2 separate regions of the Homo sapiens genome follow, and region 1 is linked to region 2. The links are chromatin loops, found by intact Hi-C in ENCODE. Cell type or tissue: A673. All regions are shown on one strand. Links, peaks and the distances in the headings refer to the core of each region. The heading gives the core; the rest is flanking DNA. Region 1 overlaps ZNF618 (zinc finger protein 618). Region 2 has its middle 69 kb from the start of ZNF618.

Evidence for each region. Peaks named below come from ENCODE experiments on the same cell type or tissue, not always from the same donor. Only the 100,000 strongest peaks of a DNase experiment are listed, where the experiment ranks them.
Region 1: it touches region 2 in a loop (6-fold over the local background); 8 of 110 quality-filtered maps call a loop at or near these places.

Annotation. Positions count from the first base shown.
Region 1 is chr9:113,993,262-114,004,158 of GRCh38, reverse strand. It overlaps ZNF618 (zinc finger protein 618), which reads right to left. Exons shown (of 15, transcript NM_001318042.2): 4 at 5,805-5,900; 5 at 2,086-2,163; 6 at 1,497-1,535. Among named protein-coding and RNA genes, the nearest start is that of AMBP, 80 kb to the left of the region's middle. In A673, for the core only: CTCF peaks have their summits at 4,916, 5,115 (motif pointing right) and 9,740; DNase peaks (open chromatin) are centred at 4,198, 5,148 and 9,838; H3K27ac peaks cover 1,857 bases.
Region 2 is chr9:113,801,735-113,812,631 of GRCh38, reverse strand. No RefSeq gene overlaps it. Among named protein-coding and RNA genes, the nearest start is that of ZNF618, 69 kb to the left of the region's middle. In A673, for the core only: a CTCF peak has its summit at 5,078 (motif pointing left); a DNase peak (open chromatin) is centred at 5,051.

The DNA of each region.
Region 1 (10,897 bases), core at 1,916-9,915, 190 kb before region 2:
GGACCCAGGCCAGTTACAATCCTTTTTCAGCCATCGCCATCTCTTCAAACTGCTCTGGTTTGGGGTTTTGTTGGGCAGGGGGTGGTAATGTTTATTTATTATGTTAAGAATCTTTTTTTGTGATGGTGTGGTGTAACAAACCCATAGAACGGGGATTGGCAAGCAACAGTCTGTGGGCCAAATCCTGCCCACCATCTGTTTTGGTAAGGAATTCATTTACATATTATCTCTGTTCCTGGCATGTTCCCACTACAAGGGCAGGGCTGAATACTTGCGACGGAGACGTCTGGGCTATAAAGTCTAAAATACTTACCATCTGGCCCTCTGCAGAAAAATGTTGCTAACCCCTGGTGTAGAACAGTGTACAAATCCTAAGTGCACAGCTTGTTCAACTTCCACAAACTGAAACCACCCAGGTAACCAGCACCCAGCTCAAGAAACAGAACCCTGAAGCCCCTTCCCCAGGGGAACCGCTCTTCTGACTTCTACCGGCAATAATTAGTTTTAGCTGCTTTTGCCCTTTCTCTATGCAGAATCTTAGAGGCTGAACTCTGTTTACGCCTGGCCTCTTTTGCTCACCATTGTTTGTGAGTCATCCATGTTGCTGTGTGTAGCTATAAATTGTTCGTTCTCACTACTTTACAGTAGTCTTTTGTGTCACTAGACTTACTTCTCCATTCAATGAGCTCTGGGCATTTGGGGGCTTCTAGTTTGTTAGGAATGGTGTGCTAAGGACATTCTAGTTTGCATCTTGCAGCAGATATACACCCGTTTCTGTTGGCGACATACCTACACGTGGAACTGTGACTTCTGAAGCTTCAGATTATTGGGTGGGGAGATTCCATCCTAGTCTACACCAGCTTGGCTGCTCACTTACCAGGCGCTTGGGGCCTAGAACTGGAGGGATGGCAAGCAGGGCCTGTGAGCAGCAGTGCTGTCGCAGATGTCAAGGCCCTGTGCCGCCCCAGGTGCTGGGATATGGCACCTCAGGGCAAATCACCAATAAGCAATTAGTGCCCCTGGCTGTGGGGGCTCAGGAGAAAACTCTCCAAAGCAGCATTTCCCAAAAGTCAACTACGGAGCCCCAGAGTCATGAGTCAGAGTCAAAAGAACACAAGGACCCGCATATCCAGGGCACCCATGGGAGATGCACAGCTGTGTCTGTCAATGAAGGGCTGGAAATGTCCACAAGAAACCTGCTCCCCTTAGTGAAACTCAAGGTCTCCCAAAGTTACTTGGCCAGAGAAGTCGTCATGGACAGAACACCCACTAACCTTCCCAGAATGAGCCTGCCATGGAGCACGCTTTGGGAAGGGCTGCTCTGAGGTACCGCATTGCGGTTTTGTAAGGATGGTCTGGCCCCCAAGCTTGGACCCCAGCACTGTGTCTCTCAGAGGCCACCTGGAGCAGTTCTGGGGGAGGGGACAAGCAGCTCCTCTTCATCCCACCCCAAGCCCTCGCCCCTCAGCAGCCCACGAGGAGGAAAAAGTACTCACTGCTTTGGGAGGCTCCCTCCCCTGAGGTGGCTTCGGTGTCTGCAAAGAGAGAGAGAGAGGGATGGGGGTGGGGCTACCGGGCCAATGACAGGGCCAGTGCCAAGTGCAAAAGAGAACATGGAAGCCACAGGGGAAGAGCTCACAGTCCCGCACCGGGCCCCTGATGCCAGCCTCTCCTCCCTGTCTGCCAGGCTCCGGGAGGAACAGACGCCATCCCTCCTGTCTGCAACTCCCAAGCTTGTCATGAGGAACACACACACTGACCTCAGCAAGTGCCCTGTGGGGGCCACTGACACTGAGCAGTGATGAGATGTCCTGGGAGGCGTGAGGCCAGTGGGGAGCAGGGGGTGCCCTTGGGCGCAGGTCTGGTGTGTCCTGCAGAGTCCCCCTCCCACACCTGAGCTGTCCCGCATCAGGAGGCCTCCCTTCTCCTGCCTGGCACCCTGTCCTACTGATGAAAGTAGGAGGAGAATGGGAAAGGCTGGAGCTGTCAGGGCCTCTGGGGTCACCCACGAGGGGCCCAAGTGGGAAACAGGCAGACAGTGGGAGGTGCGGCCCCTGGGCTCTGCCCCAGGGACACTCCTCTCACCTCGGTGCGCCCGCACGTGGGTCTGGAAGCAGTTGTAATACTTGTACTTCTTGCCACAGATTCCGCATTCGTAAGACCCTGGAAAACAGAAGAGGAAAGGACTGGTCACCCAACCTCTGTGACCACAAGGTCCCAGGACCCACAGGCGATGCCTACAAGTGTGGCTAACTCTCTGTCCCAGGGGCAGAGATGGTCCCTGGCAAGGAGGCAGCACCGAGCTAGAAGTCACGAGGCCTGGGTCTAGATCCAGGTTTGCCCTCCACTCTGTGGGTGACCTTGGGCAAGGCACCCCCCCATCTCTGGGCCTCAGTTTCCAAATCTGTAAGATGGAGAAGGTAACTTCTTCAGCTAATTCTCAGCCCTACACCTTGAGGGGAAAAAGGAAATGAATGTTAAAAGTGCTCTGAAAGGAATAAATTGCATCCACATAAGGAAATCATTACTTCAACGCATTACAATAATTTCTAGCAACCCCTTTTCCTTGCCGGAATGGGACAGAGATTAAGACAGACAGACTGAATCAGACACACCTGGGTCCCTGTCCCTGTTCTGTCACTTACCAGCAGCATGACCTTGGTAATTTCCTTAGATGCATGAAGCCTCAGTCTGCTGATCTGCAGAATGGGACCACATGCACCTACCTCGTAGGGGTGGCCATATACTCCCTGTAGGAAGTGCCCAGCCCTACTCTAGACAGGCTCAGCAAGGAGAGGACCGCCCCCCACACCTGCTGAGGAGTTGTCTTGTTCCCTCAGACACACAGAGACCGACATGGTGTAAATGCCTGGCCCCCCCAGCCCCTTGCCAGGCCCTTCTCCCAGGAGCAGGGAGACTGAAATGGCCAAGCTCCTAGTGAGCACTGCAGAGAGGTTAAAAGATGAGCCTGCCCATGTAGAGGTCAGAGCAAAGGCCCATGGTAGGAAGCCAAGAAGAGCCCCTCAGATCCAGCCTGGCAGGGACCCCAGGGGCAGAAACCCTGCCTGCTCCCCATCTAAATCAGCCCTCATGAAGGCCTGATGCCACCTGGGCCCAGGCCTTGCTCTTCCTAACAGAATAGCCAGGGAGCGTGGACAAATGCAGAGGCCCCGGCCCACTCCAGGCTTAGCGATCTAGAGTGGCTGGGGTGGAGACCTGCCTATTCCAAGGTCCCCAGGGAATTCTGGTGCCCAGCATCTGGGGATGGGAGAGGCAGACCTGGGATAAGAGTCTTAACTCTGTCATTTACTGGCTGGGCCTCAATTTCCTCCTGGGAAAAATGCGGATGACTCAAGTGTGTTGGTGTGAAGACTGAGTTTGCATGAAGAGTGTTCCCAGCACAAGACCAGCCCCTCCGTGCAGGTGAAGATCATTAACTCCTACTCCCTTTGTCTTGCCTGGAAGCAGAGGCCCGTTTCCTGAGTGTGTACCTGAGGCATGAAGTGAAGCTGGAAGAGCACTGGATATGGAGTCTGAAGCCTAGTTCAGCTCTGCTATCCCTTAGCTCAGGGGGGTCCAACCTTTTGGTTTTCCTGGGTCACACTGGAAGAAGAATTGTCTTGGGCCACACATAAAATACACTAACGATGGCTAATGAGCTAAAAAAAAAATCACAAAAAGACTTACAATGTTTTAAGAAAATTTATGACTTTGTGTTGGGCCGCATTCAAAGCCATCCTGGTCCACATGCGGTCACGGGCCGTGGGCTGGACAAGTTTGTCTTATCTGTTTGATCTCGGACACATCCTTTTTTTGATCTCGGACACAACCTTTCACTTGTCCGAGCCTCTGTTTCCCCACCTGCAAAACCGGACTCTGATTCCTACAATTCATGACTGAGGTCTGTATCAACGAGGTTCATCATGTGAGTCGGCTGGCACACCACAGGTACTGAGGAACAGGAGCCGGTGCCACTGGTACTACTGTGGGTCACTCCAAGGGCCGCTGTCATCCTAACACCAGCGTGGGATTTAGGAGTCTGTTATTTAGTGGTTTGTATGTGTATTACCCTTGTCACACAGGGAAAAATACAATCACGTGGAGGACAAAGATGAGATTGCATATTTCTTTGTATTTAGCCCTGTGATTGGCACACAGCGAGGGCTCCATAAATCCATGGTGTCTTGCTGTTGTACTCATCTGTCACTGAGTAATAATGCCTCCAACTCTCTTCCTGCTGCCTCCACCCACTCTTCAGCAGTTTCTGCCAATTCCCCTTCAACCAGTGAAGAATTTACGAGTGCCTGCAATGTGCCGGGCACTGAGGCCCCAGCAATGAGCAAGGTGTGCTCCCTGTCCTCCATCTAATAGGAAGCAGACAGGCCAGCTGGCACAGGGACAACGCACGATGATGGCGTTAGGGCAGCAAGTGCAGGGCCTGGGGGCACAGAGGCAGGACCCTGGCCCAACTGCAGTGGGGGGCCCAAGTCAGTGGAGTAGATACTGTTTACAGCCAAGTCAAGGCCTGATTGGCAGGCAGTATGGAGTTCACCCCAAGCTGTGGGAGAGCTGTGGGCACATGCAGCCTTGCCTGCAGGTGTCACCCCACAGAAGGAGTCATGGGGGGCATGATGGCTCCTCAGCCTCTCCTCGGCTGGCTCCTGACCCCCAGTGCAGAGTGAGGCAGCCTGTCTGGCACACGGAGTCTCTGGACTGAGCACTGTGTGCTGGTAGGAGGGACCCTGAGCCTGCCCCTCATGCAGCGTAAAACCCAGGGCCCCGCCTGCGCCTCGCTCAGCCTAAAGCCCAGGGCCCCACCTGCCCCTCGCTCAGCCTAAAACCCAGGGCCCCGCCTGCCCCTAGCTCAGCCTAAAACCCAGGGCCCCGCCTGCCCCTCGATCAGCCTAAAACCCAGGGCCCCGCCTGCCCCTCGCACAGCCTAAAGCCCAGGGCCCCCACCTGCGCCTCGCTCAGCCCGACTCTGGGCTTCAGGTTCCCCTTTGTGATGGGGCCAGGGAGGTGAGAGGTGGGGCATGGGGAGAGTTCACTAGAGGGGCAGCCCTCAGTGCAGTGATGCCAGCAAACCTGGGTGCAAACCCTGGCTCACCACATCCCAGCAGAGGGAGCCCTGGACAAGTCATGGAACCACCCACACCTCAGGTTTCCTCCCTGTAACACTGTACACCCCTCAGGGGAACGGGTTGTGAGGGATAACGTGGTGGCTCCTTAGCACAGGGCCTGGTCCACAGCAGGCACACGATACAGGTCAGCTGCTGTTACTAGCAGCATTTTCCGAAGTTTATTCTTTGGAACCCAACTTCCTGAATGCACCCCAGCAAAAAGAGGACCATGGCCAAGAGTGCATGAGGGAGACCTCGTGGCGTGGCCTGTCCTGGGGAGGCCACTGCACAGGGGCAGCCGCAGGCCCTGCGAAGTCCTGCAGGGAGAGAGGTCAGCTACTGTTTAACCCAGGGTCTCCCAAACACATTTGGCTTGGAACCCTTTTGTCCCCTTGGCCTGTTTCAGAGTTGCGGCCCATAGGAAGTGCTGCCAAAATGCTCTGGACATTCTAGGCGTCCAGATTTCCACATGCTCTATCGTCCCTCCAGTAGTCCAGTACTTCCAGGGTCCCAGTCAGATTTGCTCACATGTAGCCAGGACAGGGGATGAAGAAGGTGGCCCCTCTTGACCCTGAGATGCTAACAGGGGCCTGCTTACTCAGGTCTGTAACTGATGGCTGTGTCCAGCTGTGCCCCCACCCATACTGGCCCCGGATCAGGCACTACCCCTTGGCCATCACGTACCAGATGCATATCTCAATGCTTGGTCAAAAATCCAGGTCCCTGAATACCGGCTTCGCACAGATCCACCGTGGGGGCTGCCTTCGGGCGCTTTTCCATCTGAATTACGTAAGAAATCAGAAAGAGCCCTTAAAGTTGGAGAATGCCTGGAAGGTTAGGGAAGGGGCGAAGTTGGCTGCACTTTGAGAAGCGTGGACAAGATCACACTGCCTACCTCTTCGTTAAAAACCTTGTGCTGGCCAAGGGGCATCCACATGTTCCCCAGGGAGGCTGGCACATGGCAGAATACAGCAGCCATGGGTCAACAGCTCCCTGAATTCAGTTTTGTGTTTTCTCTATATTCTGATTCAACATATGGTTAGAACACACAATTTCTACCCAAAAACCCTCCAGCAAAATCACCCTCCAAGGACATGTGCCCCACGGGTGCAGTGTCCATGCATCCCCCTGGCCTGTGGCCACCACAGACCCAGACTGATGCAGTGGTGCAAGGAGGGCCTTCTTGGGGACTCAGCTCAGGCAGTCCTCAGCCCCGACGCCTGGCTCCCTGCCCAGCACGCTCCCTCTTCTGTTCATCCCAGCCACTTTTTTCCTCTATGAACCATGGCTATCACCATCACCACCTGTCTGGGCTCACTTCATCTGCAATGTTTCCATGCAGACTGACCTCTGCCCCACTGCATGGGTGAGGAAGCAGAGGCTAGGGCAGCTGTGTGCAGCATTTCGCCCAGTTCATGCAGCCAGTTAGTGGGCTCGGGGTCCTGGCTCAGGGGTTTCTCACACCAGCTCAGTTCATCCTCACAATTCCAGCAGGTAAAGGTGATTATTATCCCCATTTTTCAGATGAGGAAAGTGAGGACCAGAGGGGCAACGAATAGCACCAGAGGTCGGTCAGATCTGATTTGCTCCCAAGCCACACAACTAGCTTCTTGGAAAGCACCAGGAAGAAATGGTGCTTGTGGGCTGTGCGCGGTGAATCTCAGCATTTTGGGAGGCCAAGGCAGGCAGATCACTTGAGTTCATGAGTTCAAGACCAGCCTGGGCAACACAGCAAGACCCCCATCTCTACAGAAAACACAAAAATTAGCTGGGCATGGTGGAGCACACCTGTAGTCCCAGCTACTTGGGAGGCTGAGGTGAGAGGAACACTTGAGCCCTGGAGGTCGAGGCTGCAGTGAGCTGTGATTATGCCACTGCACTCCAGCCTGGGCAACAGAGTAAGACCCTATCTCAAAAAAAAGAAAGAAAGAAGAAAAAAGAAGAAGAAGAAAGAAGAGGAAGAAGAAGAAAAAAAAAAGAAAGAGAGAGAGAGAACCTTTACCAGGTCTCATTTCCGTCCACCATCTTCCCAGAAGTCCTCATGAGGCTGGCAACTCAACATCCGTCGCAAGGATGAGCATCAGCTTGGCTAGTGGCTGGCAAGGAACTGGGCTCAAAGTAGGCCTTGGGGATCCAGAGCCATGCTACTGCCACCACCCCAGGTCACCTGCTGGATGTCAGGCAAGCTGTGTGTTCCTTTCAGTCATGGCACTTTCCTTAAATGCTACAGGGCAGCAGAGCCCCCCACTATGTCTGGTGCTGCCACAGGACTCCCCAGAGTGCCCTATTGAGAGCCCTGGGACTGCTCCCAGGGATGGCTGGCAGGGCTTGCCAGCACACAGGAGGCAGGAGCGGACTTTTCCTCTTCCCATTCCTGCTATCACAAGTGATGCAACAGTCGCCATCCCAACTAATCCGAGTTCACAGCTCCCACTGAGCACTTTCCCTAAACACCTGGCTTAGCTCCCTCCCAGAGCATCAGACAGACCAGGCGAGGACAGGGGGTCTAGTTCCTGAAGTCACAGAGGGGGACGCTGGGAAGATGCCTAGGAGAGGATGCAGGCTTCTGAGAAAGAATGTGGGGTAGCAACCCTTTGCACCCAGCCAGGTCTAGAGAAGCTCGGGCACCTTTCACAATACACAAAATGTGACAAGATAGAAATCCAAAGCTGGTGAATGAGAGAAGAAAAACGCAAGGGTAGGGACAGAAGGCTGGTTCCTTACAATGGACAGTCCCATATTTAGCTCAGAGCGTCTCAGGAGCCACTGTTCAGAGAACAAATGTTCAGGAGTGTGTCCAGCCCTCTCTGTTCAAACATGCAACAGGAGCTGGGTCCAGGGCTTGCCGAATGACAGGGGATCTGAACAGGGAAGTCATGGACAAGTGGGTTTCCTGAGGCTCTGGGGCTTGGCCTCAAACCAAATGTCCTCTGGAGCAGGGTCTTCTGAGTGAAGCACAAATCTCCTGGGGGTGTGTGGTGGCTGCCCAAGGGGTAAGTAGGTCCACACAGCCTTAAGAGAATCATCAGCTTCTAAATGTGTTCTTTCCTAAAATCAATGTGCCAGAGAATCTGGCAGGTGGGAGGCCCCACTCGCTGGTTCTTCCCACTCTCACCTTCACCCTTGTGCCACGTTACAAACAAAAGACGATCCTTTCACCCACCCCTAATCCTACCACGGTGCCTGCCCCAAGAGATGAAAACCCTGGGGCTCCAAGCAAAGAGGTGACCCTACAATACTGGTGTCGGGCTCAGAAAGTGAGTGGATCTAATGACCAGGAACAACTCCTTTTTTGAATCGGGTGACTTCCAACTCTCTGCTCTCAACAAAATTAGAGGAGGATATAATGGAGTTGTCAGCGAAGAGACCATTAAAAATATCATCTGATGATAGACCCCTGTGTGATTTCTGGCATACAACTTGGAAGGAATTCAAAGAATTGAGTGACACTGCTAAAACAAAACTCTATCCACTGCCAGCTACTTACATATGTGACTGAGCTTTCTAAGCACTTAGACCTACAAAAACCAAAAGATAGGAATTAAATTAATGTCGAATCTTGTCTCCTTCTAGCAATAAGAAATATTAATTCAGAGATACATGAGCCAATTGAGAAAGAAATGAAGCCCTATCCATTTCATTAAGAGATGCATTTTCAATAATTTTTTACTTTTACATTTACTATTTACCTAAATTTGTTTTTGATGAATTGTATGCTAATAACAACTCAATCTGGAAAAAAAAAATGTTGGAGAATGTAGAGCTTTATGATCCCAGGAAATTTTTTTTTTTTTTAGAAATTTCAATTTCAATTTATGTACATCTTGTTATGGTGATGAGTGTGAAACAGTGATCAATAAAAGACTTTCAAGCATAAAAAATATATTTTACATTAGGATAAAACCCTGTGGGGGCAGTGGACTGGAAATATGAGCTCAAGGAGAAAAAGGAAAGATGTAAAATTTCTGACTGTTAAAGATAGGCTTGTTCATATGTTTTTGAAGTGATGATGGTGGATATCAAATAGTGGTAGTGTTTGGATTCCCTTGGATACATTTTGAAAATTGGTTCACAGTTTTATTTCCAAAATGCCACCTTTTTTTTTTTTTTACACAATATCCTGGAAATTATATCCTTTGCAATGATTTAAACTTTGGATAAAAATGTTAGATGGCAACTCAAACATGTGAAAAAGAATATACAGTTTTCAAAATTCTTTTAGGAGGTATTGAGCAAAAACAAATGTTTGAAAACCTTGGCCTTTTAGGTTCCTGTCACTCTAGAGGTAACCCCAGAGGCATCAATGTCCTGAGGTTCCAGCTAATAGCAGTGGTACTGGTTTTACGTTTTTTGTCCCGTTAAAAACACTTCCATACCTATTACGTCACTCTGCCCCCAACAATTCTACTGGAAAGAGGGGCAGACTTTTATTCTACCTACTGACCATTCAAGACACGGTGGCTTAGAGAAGTTAAGGGGCTTATTCAAGTCCCCACAGTAGGGTAAACCCTGGGCTCTTGACTTACAGCCCAAGGGCCCTTTCTAACAGGGACCCTCTAACCCTTCAGACCCCAAGAGGAAGCGTCAGTAGCAGAGACAGGACGCGCCTGGGAGGGTGGCCAGAACTCCTCCTTTCCGAGTGGCTGCAGCAAAGAGCTGAGTGTTGGTTCTGGCAGGCTCTTGTGTGAGGCCCTGCCAACAACCTATTGAAACAGGAAACGAACTATCAGCTGGCACGATGAAGCAGGACCTGGCACCTACGCTGCCTGGGTCTGTCACAGGCTGAAACCCACGTGGCTGTGTCTGAATGACTGTCAAGCTCTTCTGCTGCTCCTTCCAGCGCCATAGCCTGGCTGCTGCCTCCTGGTTGGAGCTCCTTCCTCCTCTTTTCCTGGCTCTCTGGGCTGCCCTATGTGTGTGAGAACACCTCTGTACCTCGGTCCTGAAAGCTTGCTGCCTAGAAACATCCTTGCAGAATCCAGTCTCCCATCTATCTCATCCTTGACTCCCGCTCCTGCACTTTGTCCAGTGACCCTCCCTGATCACCTATGTCAGGACGGGGAACTCACTCCCTCACAGGCTTATGTCCAGTTACCAAACAGTTCCCATGATCACACGAAGTCCTTCCTTTTACTGAGTTGAAATCCCCTCCTGGAGACTTCTCCGTATTGGCTAGGACACCCTGGAATGTGTCTGCTCCATGCGCACCTTGCAAAATGCTGTAAGTTGTGAATATTTAGATTCCATTATCCCCCTCTTCAGGTCTCCACTATCGGGGAATAACCCAGTTGGTCCCTGTCCCTCATCTGAAGAGGGGTCAAGTCTGGGTCACTCATTCCCTCCACGGTCTCCTGCACTGCTACTGAGGAAACTCAGTTAAGTCTCGGGTCTCTGGGCCCCTACTGCTCTCCCTGGACTCCCTCATTAGTAAACACCTCAGGATTAAGGACCAGTGGTTTCACAGCATAGGAAAGAGTACCCACTGCTTAACAGTACACCTGGACCACCATAATGGGATGCGGGCATCCTTATCTCTCAGAGCCAGGAAATAGTCTAAGGGCTGGATGCTCTCACTGTTGTAAACCCAACTTGCCTTATCTTCATCAAGAAGAATGGCAAGTAGGTTTCCACTTCTAATTTTTCAATTCTAGCTGACTGGCAGAGACCTCTTGGCATACTGTGTTGAGAAGGATTCTGAGGTGCATCATTGGACAATGTACAGTAATCAATTCGCAGTGTCTGCCATGAACATGGGACTGCCATGAACCCGGAGCGAG
Region 2 (10,897 bases), core at 1,691-9,690:
GAAGGGTGTAGTGTCAGAGGGATCACTGGGGAATATCTGACCCAATGTGCTCACTTGTAGGAATTCTTTTATGCCACAAGACCCTCCCTGTCCCTAGCCCTTCCTTGTCTTCTGTCCCTTCCATCACCTCAGGTTCCACAGGTGATTGAGTCTTTGTGTTCATGCATTTATAAAGGAGAAATATCTACCCAAAAGACACAGTGGCTGTATTATGGGCCAATTCATTATTAGTGAACAGTTTCAAAAACCTGCAGGGACTCTTGAGTTGTACAGTTAGAATTTAGGGGGTCTGCAAACTTGGATGTGGGCAAAAATGACATCTTTATTTTTCTTAATTTTCACTAATCTCCTAACTGAAATTTAGCATTTTCTTTCACTTTGAATGTAGGCAACAAAACAGTCACATTAGCAATGCTGTGGCGTGCACCAATAAAAATCGCTAGTGCTTTCCTATCACAATTCTGTTGTTACAGATATTTCAAAACATCATTTAAGTTCATCGCTATTTCAAAATTATGTTAGCCATTAGATCTACTGCTAGAGCTTGTTTATTTACTTATATTTTTATTTATTTTTTTTGAGACAGGGTCTTGGTGTGTCAGCCAGGCTGGAGTGCAGTTGCGCGAACACAGCTTACTGCAGCCTCGACCTCCTGGGCTCAAATGATCCTCCTGCCTCAGGCTCTCAAAGTGCTGGGATTAGAGGAATAAGCCACTGAGCCTGATGAGCTTGTTTAATTCACTATTAGGAAACATATCAATTACAATTTTACATAGTTTTAATAATATTGAAAACTACATTTCAATGTAAAATATTTCAATCAAAAATACATATGCACTTAAATATATATGTATTATTTCCATTTAAAAACATTATTCTGAGAAGGGGTATACGGGCATCCGCAGACTGTCACAGAGGTCAATAGCACAAAAAAGGTTAGGAACTCTGCTCTCATGCATGGTTGTAACCAGGCCTTCCTGGACCTCTGTGAGGTTTCATGAAGATTCAAAGACTTTGTTAACTTTTCAAAGAGATCTACGATGCAAAAGGAAGGTGGGGGCGGCCAGGCACAGTGGCTCACACCTGTAATCCCAGCACTTTGGGAGGCCGAGGCGGGCGGATCACCTGAGGTCAGAAGTTTGAGACCAGCCTGGCCAACATGGTGAAACGTTGTCTCTACTAAAAATACAAAAAGTTAGCCATGCATGGTGGCGCGCACCTGTAATTCCAGCTACTCATGAGGCTGAGGCAGGAGAATCACTCGAGCCCAAGAGGCAGAGGTTGCAGTGAGCCGCAATTGTGCCACTGTGCTCCAGCCTGTGTGGTAGGGTTCCTCCTAAATCTGATTTTGAAAATACCGTTGTTATTTTCATTCTTTCTTTCAAAATGGAGTGCCTGCCATGTGCCTTGCACAGACAAAGTCCCTTCCCTTATGGAGCTAACAGGGCAGCAGGCAGTGACCTGGGCCACTCCACTTCCCACCCCTTCCCCCAACCTCTTCAATTAAGTCAGGTTTCTAATAATCAAAAGTAGTCACTTTTATTTCAGATTGGTCTCGTCCCCCCATTTTATAGACAAAATGAGGCATCTCCACGTTTCTGTATCTCCTTTGTCTAAGGCAGAGTGCTTCACTTGCAGTAAGAAAATTATGTATCAGGAAATGGACCTTCTAAAAGGTTGGCTTTCCGTCCCCATGGTTTCATACGAAACCCTGGTATTTGTATAGACCTTTACAAAACTCTGTCACTTACATCATCTCACTTGATCAGCTCCTTGAGGAATCAGTCCCCATCCAACAGAGGAGGAAACTGAGGCTCTGAGATGTTAGGATGACTGTCTCAAGGCCACACTGCCAGTTTATGGAAGAGCTGGGAGTTCAGCTTAGCTCCCCTGACTCCAGTTAATTGCTTTGCCTACTTTGCTACAATGCTTTCTGTAAATGCTAATTTCCTCTAATCACACTGTAACACTATGACTGTGGGAATTTTTCTTCATTTTCCATATTATTTTACTCTTATTTTAAATGGGACACCCAAATATGCTTGAGGCTTTTTTAGGTAATGGAGATGGCATCCACCAATCTTCTGCTTTAACCCAATGTGTCTCTTCTGAGCTCCAGGGAAAATCAGAAAATCTGGAAAATTCTCCCTTTGAGCTATCTTTGTCCACAGTCTCAACCTTTCTAGTACCACTGAAACTTTTCTTTAATTAAAAACAAAACAAAACAAACAAAGCTTGTTGCTCTTCATGGATTTATTCAAAAATTTTAATTGAACACCTACTATGTGCCAGGCACTTTAGCTGTAATAATGTGTTCATTGTAGAAAAATTAGAAACTACACATAAACAACCAGATGTCCACCAACAGTAGAACAGGTAGATACATTGTGGTATAGACATAGAATGTATTACTACACAACATCAAAAAATGCACAAACTGGCCAGGCGAGGTGGCTCACACCTGTAATCCCACCACCTTGGGAGGCTGAGGTGGGCAGATCACCTGAGGTCAGTAGTTCGACACCAGCCTGGTCAATATGGTGAAACCCCGTCTCTACTAAAAATACAAAAATTAGGTGTGGTGGCGTATGCCTGTAGTCCCAGCTACTAAAGGAGGCTGAGGCAGGAGAATCACTTGAACCCAGAAGGTGGAGGTTGCAGTGAGCCGAGATCATGCCATGTACTCCAGCCTGGGCAACAGAGCAAGACTCTATCTCAAAAAAAAAAAAAAATGCACCAACTATAGTCACATGCAACAAAAATGCATTTTAAAACCGTAATGTTAACTTTAAAGATACATACACACCCCCACAAAATACATCCAGTACGATTTCATTTACATACATTTCAAAAATAGGCAAACTCAAACTATTCTTTAGGGATGCCTACTTAGGTAGTAAAACCATGAAAAATAAAAAGAGATGATAGGAAAAAGCTGCCTTCCAGGGAGTGGAAAAGGTTTCGGTGAGAGGCTTCTAAGGATCGCTTCTTGGCCTTTTGGCTAAGATCAAGTGAGAGGCTTCTAAGGAACGGCAATGAGGGTAGTTACATAAATATCCACTTCATCATTAAATGCTACATTTATAGCTCATTCACCCATCTGTGTGTTTTCATCTTTTAAAAAAAAAGTTTAGAAAATCCAGATAAAAATCAGGAGGAAAATAAATTCTGCCCCTGAATGTGAACATTTTGGGCACATTCACCCAGCCACTTCTTTTCTGTGCGTGCCTCGTTTTTATTAACCAAAGTAAAATCTCACTTTAATTTTTATTTTTTCATTTTATTTCCTCATCAAAGATGTTACCCTCCGTCCTGCCCAGAGGCACTTGCACCAGCCTTACACGTGTGCGGGGCTCGGATAGAGGAACTGTCCTTTATCATCATTCAGCCAGTAAAGGGAAATGACATGGACTTCCAGGCAGCTTATTTTGCTGTCAATCTTCCACCTTTGAAATTCTGATAAGAGCATGAGCCTCCTTCTACAATTTACAAAACAACATCTTTGGGCCATTGCCCCATTTTACAGATGGAGGAACTGAGGATCAGAGAGGTAAAGTCACTTTTTACCCAAGGCCATAGAGCAAGCAGCTCACTGGCAGCCTTGGCTTCTACTTCTCCCATCTTGCTGACCCTCCATTTCCCACCCCTGTCCACCCATCCTAATCTAAAAGACCTGTTCTGAGTCCTTGGCCTAAGTAACATGACCCCATCTCCACCTAGTCTTGCTCCTTTCGGGGAGTGTGGTGGCTTTCTTAGGGCCTGAGTCACACAGCCATCACTCAAGGGAGGGAGCAGGATGGCTCCCGGCTCCCAGCAGAACTTATTGCATCATCACTCATGCCTTGCCAAGTCTTATTGCTCCAACATCCCCTAAATGATAAAGTTGGATTCATTAAGTGTAAATTCAATCAAACTTGAAAGAGAGAGAGAAAATAAAAGTGACTTGGAATAAGAGAAATGGAAGCACCCGTAAGCGGTTGTTTCTTTTCCTAGGAGAAGTGGCCTCTGGGCCCTGTGTGTTCAAGGCAGCAGGAGTCAGTGGAGTCAGCAACTTCCCAGGGTGAGGCTGACCCTGAGAGGCAAGTCCTGCCTCTAGCACATGCTGGCTGTGGGACCTAAGACTCAGTTTTCTCATCTGTAGATGGGGGAATATCTACCCTGCGTGACTGCACTGAGGATAAGATGGTATCTTGTGCATCATCAGCTTATAAGAACTTTCCCACTGCTGAAGCAGCGAACTGTAGGAATATACCCAGATAGGGATTCCTGGGCAGCTTGGGGTCGGCTTGTAGATGTGAAGATGGGGGAGAGGAGACGTTGGATCTCAGGATGCAGAATTTGAGTCTCTCACACGTTGTTCCCAGAACTATGAGACTGTGGTGCACAAGGTGAAATGCCTTTTATATCAGGGTGTGTGTGTGTGCATAAAAGCAGAATTAAAAAAAATGTTTACCTGTACTGTGGCAGATACAGAGAGATATGCTAGTATTTTTTAAATTCCTTTTCTCCCCAATTCAACATCCACTAAATTGATTTCATGACCTACTAATGAGGGCCTTGGCCAACGTCACAGAGCAAGCTAGAGGTGAAACGGGTTAGAACTAGATCTCCTGGTCGCTAATCCATCTGCTGCCCATTACCTCCCGCTGGCAGGTGTCCAGCTTTGGTTGAGTTTTGTGTGAGTGCTCATCCCCGTGAGTGAGGGCCAGGAAGCAATGGGGGACTCTAGGTGTGGAGGTCCAATGGCCTGTAAACCCCCCAGGCTGGAGCAGACCTTCCCCCTTCACAGGAAGGTCTAACGTGAGTCTCTGCGCCGCCTAGGAACCTAATAAATAGGGGTTGAATGAAGGGAGACATGCAGAGACCACCCCAACCAGAGTCTGATCCTGCCTCTGCCACTGTGTCGTCGTGGAACCTTGGAAGTGGCACTTCTGCAATCTGAGCTTCACGATGACCTTTACCGGGGTGTGCTGGGGGTTGGGGGCTAAGGTTCTATCCGCCTAATGAGGAAGGGTTAATAGGAAGTTCCTTCTGGGATCCCACAGGCTGCTTTGAAGCACTGCCACCTACTGGTCACTCTCTCTCATTACACCTCGTCACTTGGAAGAGGGCTCTGTTTTCGGAGTATCTCCTAAATGCATGATCCTTTCCATGGTTCAAAATCCACCCATGACAGGCAAGTTCTCTTAATCCTCAGAACAACCGTGAGAGAAAAGCAAGTATTCTTAAATCCATCTTACATATGAGAAAATTGAGGGCCAGAGAGGTTAAGCCACTCACTCAAGGACACACAGGATTTTCACATGGATGCCCAGATTCCCAATCCAGTGCTCCTTCTGCCCATTACAAGTAGCAATCCCCAGCAGGCTGGATTTAGCCACAGGCTTTACCTCCAGCAGGCTAAAGGCTGAAAGAGTGGATTGGAGATGCACATCTTAGACTGGTCAGAGGGAAGTGGGGTGGGGTAGCTTGTTTGGATGTCGCCAAGAAATACTGTCAGGTGCAGCACGTTTCTTACTGGTTAATCAGTGCTGCTTCGGGCACTCCAGAAGACCTAGGTAGAGGACTGATTTCGAGAAATGATGTGGCTAGGAGCAGTGGCTCAAGCGTGTAATCCCAGCACTTTGGGAGGCTGAGGCCAGCGGATCACCTGAAGTCAGGAGTTCGAGACCAGCCTGACCAACATGGTGAAATCCCAGCTCTACTAAAAATACAAAATTAGCTGGGTGTGGTGGCACATACCTGTAATCACAACTACTCAGGAGGTGGAGGCTGCAGTGAGCCAAGATCATGCCACTGCGCTCCAGCCTGGGCAAAAAGAGTGAAACTCCATCTAAAAAAAAATAAGTAAATATTATATGACCATTATGAAGTGCTTGGGGGATGTGACAATAACCAGGCTAACTTGGTCCATGTAGACAGCCAAACTGTCTTGCTTAGATCTGGCAAGACCCTTGCTTAGACCTGTTTTCTTTCACAAAGCAATAAACAAATAGAGATGGAATGGGTGGTGGCTGAGAGGCTGGTTGTAGTGTCCTACTCCAAGGGGTTCAAATTCCATCTCTGCCATCTTACTCGCCCTGTGACCTTGGGCAAATTACTTAAGCCAAGCTTGTCCAACCCCCGGCCCACAGGCTGCACATGGCCCAGGACGGCTCTGAATGCAGCCCAACACAAATTCATAAACTTTCTTAAAACATTATGAGATATTTTTGTGATTTTTTTTTCAGCTCATCAGTTATCGTTAGGGTTAGTGTATTTTATCTGTGGCCCAAGACAATTCTTCTTCTTCCAGTGTGGCCCAGGAAAGCCAAACGGTTGGACACCCCAATAAGCTGCCTATAAAATGGGGATTCTCTGTTTCTTCATCTGTAAAACAAAAACATCCATAATTGTTTCTTGTTGGCTGTTGTATAAATTAAATGGGCTAATATACATAAAGCATTAGAGAGTGCCTGGAACGTGGTAAGCACTTAATAAATATTAAACATTTTTTTAAATAGGAATTGAGAGGAGAAGTCTGAGTTGCACCGACCTGGATTAAAATCCTAATTTTGTCACTGATTCATTTCCCAACCTTGGGCAATCCTCCCCTTTTCTGGGCCTTCCCCACTCAGATGGCTGGAGCATTCTGCTGGGCCATTCTCTGCTCCTTCCTGTTCCTGCTGCATGATGACCATGTCACCATCCGCACCCACATTCAAGGTCAGCGGGGTGGGTAGGTTTGGCTGGTGTGAGGCAGGGTGGGCAAGCTGGGACACATCTGTTCCCTTGGTTAGAATTGCGCTCTTATATTTTTCCCCTTAGAAACTATTTTATGCAGCAAGGTCAAGCGATCAGGACTGCAAATCAATTTAAACAAAGGCGCTGAGACAGATACCCTTGAACTTCAATGACTTAAAATAGCCTCGTTGTCATCCTTAGCCAAACGCTCAGTACCTGAGTTCACTTCACCTGTCATCACCGACTAATAAACCATCCCTTTTGTGGAAACTGATCAGAATGAAGCCTTTGAATCAAAGTGGATGTGAGGCCTGCTTGGATTAATAGAGCTGCATTAGCCCCCTCCCATGTTTCCAGGATGGCTACAGAGGTTGATGCATTCTTAGGGAAATGAATATCTTATTAATATTAGGAAGACCAGACTAGCCATCTTAAGAATGACCCTGGCTGCTCTGTGGGTAGCCAAGTGCAGCACAGCCTTCTTTATGGAATGCCTCAAAGTTCTGCCTTAGAAACCAGGGTGGAATTGCTGAAAAAGGGTTGGTGATGGTGGAGGAGAGGCAGGGGAGTTAGGGAGTTTTTATTTGGAAAGGAAAGAAAACTAAGACTTACTCAGTACTTACTGTGTGCCTCAAACTGTGCCAGGGGCTTTAGACGAAGTAATTCACATCAGCCCCACAATGACTCTGTGTGGTAGGTGTTTGACACTACTTTAAAAAATAAGAGCCTTGCCAGGCGCAGTGGCTCACGCCTGTAATCCCAGCACTTTGGGAGGCTGAGGCAGGCAGATCACCTGAGGTTGGGAGTTCGAGACCAGCCTGACCAACATGGAGAAACCCCGCTTCTACTAAAAATAATCAACCGGGCGTGGTGGCGCATGCCTGTAATCCCAGCTACTCGGGAGGCTGAGGCAGAAGAATCACTTGAACCCAGGAGGCGGAGGTTGCAGTGAGCCGAGATTGCGCCATTGCACTCCAGCCTGGGCAACAAGAGCAAAACTCCTTCTCAAAAAAATAAATAAATAAATAAAAAATAAGAGCCTTATTGAGATATAATGCACATACCATCAATTCACCTTTTTAAAGTGTATAAGTCAGTGGTTTTAGTATATTTGTTTCCGGAGGGCTCAGGAGGGTCCCTGAATGCCAGTGAGACCCCAGCCTCCGCTAGTGTCGAGAAAAATTTCAGGGATAAGTCAGAATGAATCGAAAGGCAAGAAGCTTTTATTGCAAAGGGAAAGTACACACTTAAGAGAGAAGTGCAGGTGGACGTGTGAGAACAAGTCATGAGCAATGGCGTTGGGTTTTTTAATTTTATGGGTGTTTCTTTAATTAGAGGATGGAATAATTATTAGGTATTCTAGAAAACAAGGGAATGTCAGGAACCCCGTTTTCCTCTCCGTTTCTCCCTTATTTGGGTTTGCCCAGAAGAGTTATGCCCATTTTCTCTCCTTTATTTTGTGTTTTCTGTTATCCTGTGGTTTCTTTGCCTAGTTCCTGTTTTAGCTGTTGTCTGGGTTTTTACACCCTCCTGTGACTATCTAGTGCCATTCCTGTCTCATATTCACTAAGTTTTGTTTTTGTTTTTTTTTTTTTTAGAGACGGGTCTTGCTCTGTCACCCAGGCTGGAGTGCAGTGGCACAATCATAGCTCACTGTAACCTCAAACTCCTGGGGTCAAGTGATCCTCCTGCCTCAGCCTCCTGAGTAGCTAGGACTATAGGTATGTGCCACCACACCCGGCTTTTTTTTTTTTTTTTTTTGTATTTTTTTGTAGAGATGGAGTCTTGCTATGTTGCCCATGCTGGTCTTGAACTCCTGGCCTCAAGCCATCCTCCTGCCTTGCCCTCCCAAAGAATTGGGACTGCAGACACGAGCCACAGTGCCTGGCCTGTATAGTCACCAAGTTGTGCAATCATACCATTATCTAATTTCAGGATATTTTCATCACCCATGAAGAAACTTTACATACCTGAACAGTCACTCCCAATTCCCCATTCTCCCAACCCCTGGCTACCGCTAATCCACTTTCTGTCTATATAGAGATTTCAAATCTAGACATTGCATATAAATGGAATCGTATAATATGTGGCCTTTCGTGACTGGTTTCTTTCATATAACATGATGTTTTCAAGGTGTATCCGTGTCGTAGCATGTGATCAGTACTTTATTGCATTTTATGGCTGAATAGTATTCAATCATGTGGATAAAATACGTCTTGCTTTATCCAATGATCAGTCGATGGACATTTGAGGTTTTCCTTTTTTTTTTTTTTTTTTTGTCTATTATGAACAGCGCTGTTATGAACATTTATGGAGATGTTTTTGTGTACACATATGGTTTAAATTCTTTTGAAATGGGGAGTGGAATTGCTGGGTTATGTAGTAACTCTATGCATAGCCTTTTGAAGAACTGTGATACCGTTTTCCAAAGTGACTGCGACATTGTACCTACCGGCAACCAATGAAGCTTCCAATTTCTTCACGTCTTTGCCAATGCCTGTTAATGACCATCTTCTGGACTATGGCCATCCTAGTGGACATGAAGTGCTATCTCCTTGTGGTTTTGATTTGCATTTCCTGAGTGATTAATGATGAATGTCTTTTCACGTACTTATCAGTCATTTGTATATCTTCCATGGAGAAATGCACATTTAAATCTTTTGATATTTGATTATAAATCCAATTTTTAATTATTTGTTTTTTGATTGAATTGTAATATTTCTTTATATATTCTGTATAAAAGTCTCTTATCAGATATATGATTTGTAAATATTTTCTCCCATTCTCTTTATTACTTTCTTGATAGTGCCCTTTTAAGTAAAAATTAGAAGTTTCAAAAAACTAAATGTTTTTAATGTTTGATGAAGTTCAATTTACCCACTTTTTGGTCACTTATGTTTTGGTGCCATATCTAAGAAACCCATTGCCTAGTCCAACCTCCGCCTTCTGGGTTCAAGTGATTCTCCTGCCTCAGCCTCCCGAGTAACTGGGACTACAGGTGTGCACCACCACACCCAGCTAATTTTTTTTTGTATTTTTAGTAGAGACAGGGTTTCACCGTGTTGGCCAGGATGGTCTCCATCTCCTGACCTCGTGATCCCCCTGCCTTGGCCTCCCAAATTGCTGGGACTACAAGCATGAGCCACTGCACCCAGCCCCTTTTAAGAGTTTTATAGTTTTCGCTAGAAGATCTACGATCCTTTTTCAGTTAATTTTTAACTAATTTGTGAGGTAAGGGTCCAACTTCCTTCTTTCACATGTGGATGGCCAATTGTTGCAGTGCCATATATTCAAAAAACTATTCTCTCCCTATTTAATTGTCTCAGCATCCTTGTTGAAAATCAGTTGACCATAGATATATGGGTTTAGTTCTGTACTCTCAAGTCAGTGCCATTGACCCTATGTCTATCCTAGGCCAGTATCACACTGTCTTGATCACTGTAGTTTTGAGAAAGTTTTGAAATCAGAAAGTGTGAGTTCTCCAATTTTGTTTTTCAAGATTGTTTTGGCTATTCTTGGTCCCTTGTACTTCCATGTGAATTTTAGGATCAGCTTATCCATTTCTGAAGAAAATAATTTGGAATTTTGCATGGATGGCACTGAATATGTAGAGCAGGACAAAAAGCAATCATAGAGCAATCTGATGAGTCCTGCCTTCTTAACAATGTGAAATCTTCCATGAACACAGGTTGTCTTTATATTTATTTAGGTCTTTAATTTGTTTCAACAATGTTTTGTAGCTTTTGTGTGCAAGTGTTGCACTTCTTTTGTTAAATTTATTTCTAAGTATTTTATTCCTTTTGAAGCTATTATACATTGAATTGTTTTTCTTAATTTGTTCTCAGATTGTTTATTGCTAGTGTATGGAAATACAATAGACTTTGATATATTACTCTTTTATTCTGCAATATGGTTTTCGATCCTGTTGTAAAGATAGGAAGACAGAGGATCACACAGCGTGCGTGATTAGCTTGGGATGACCTGGCTTTTTGTCCTGCCAATCTCCCTTTCTTTGCAGAACCACTCTTCTCAGCTGCAAGGGAATCCTGCTCAGTCTATGTAGTGAGCTTATTCCGCCTTCTCTCCCTCACCCCAGGGATGAGGTACCACCATCTTTTCCCACCACTGGTGAAATCCTGCTATAGAAAGAAGTCGGCTGGGCGCAGCGGCTCAT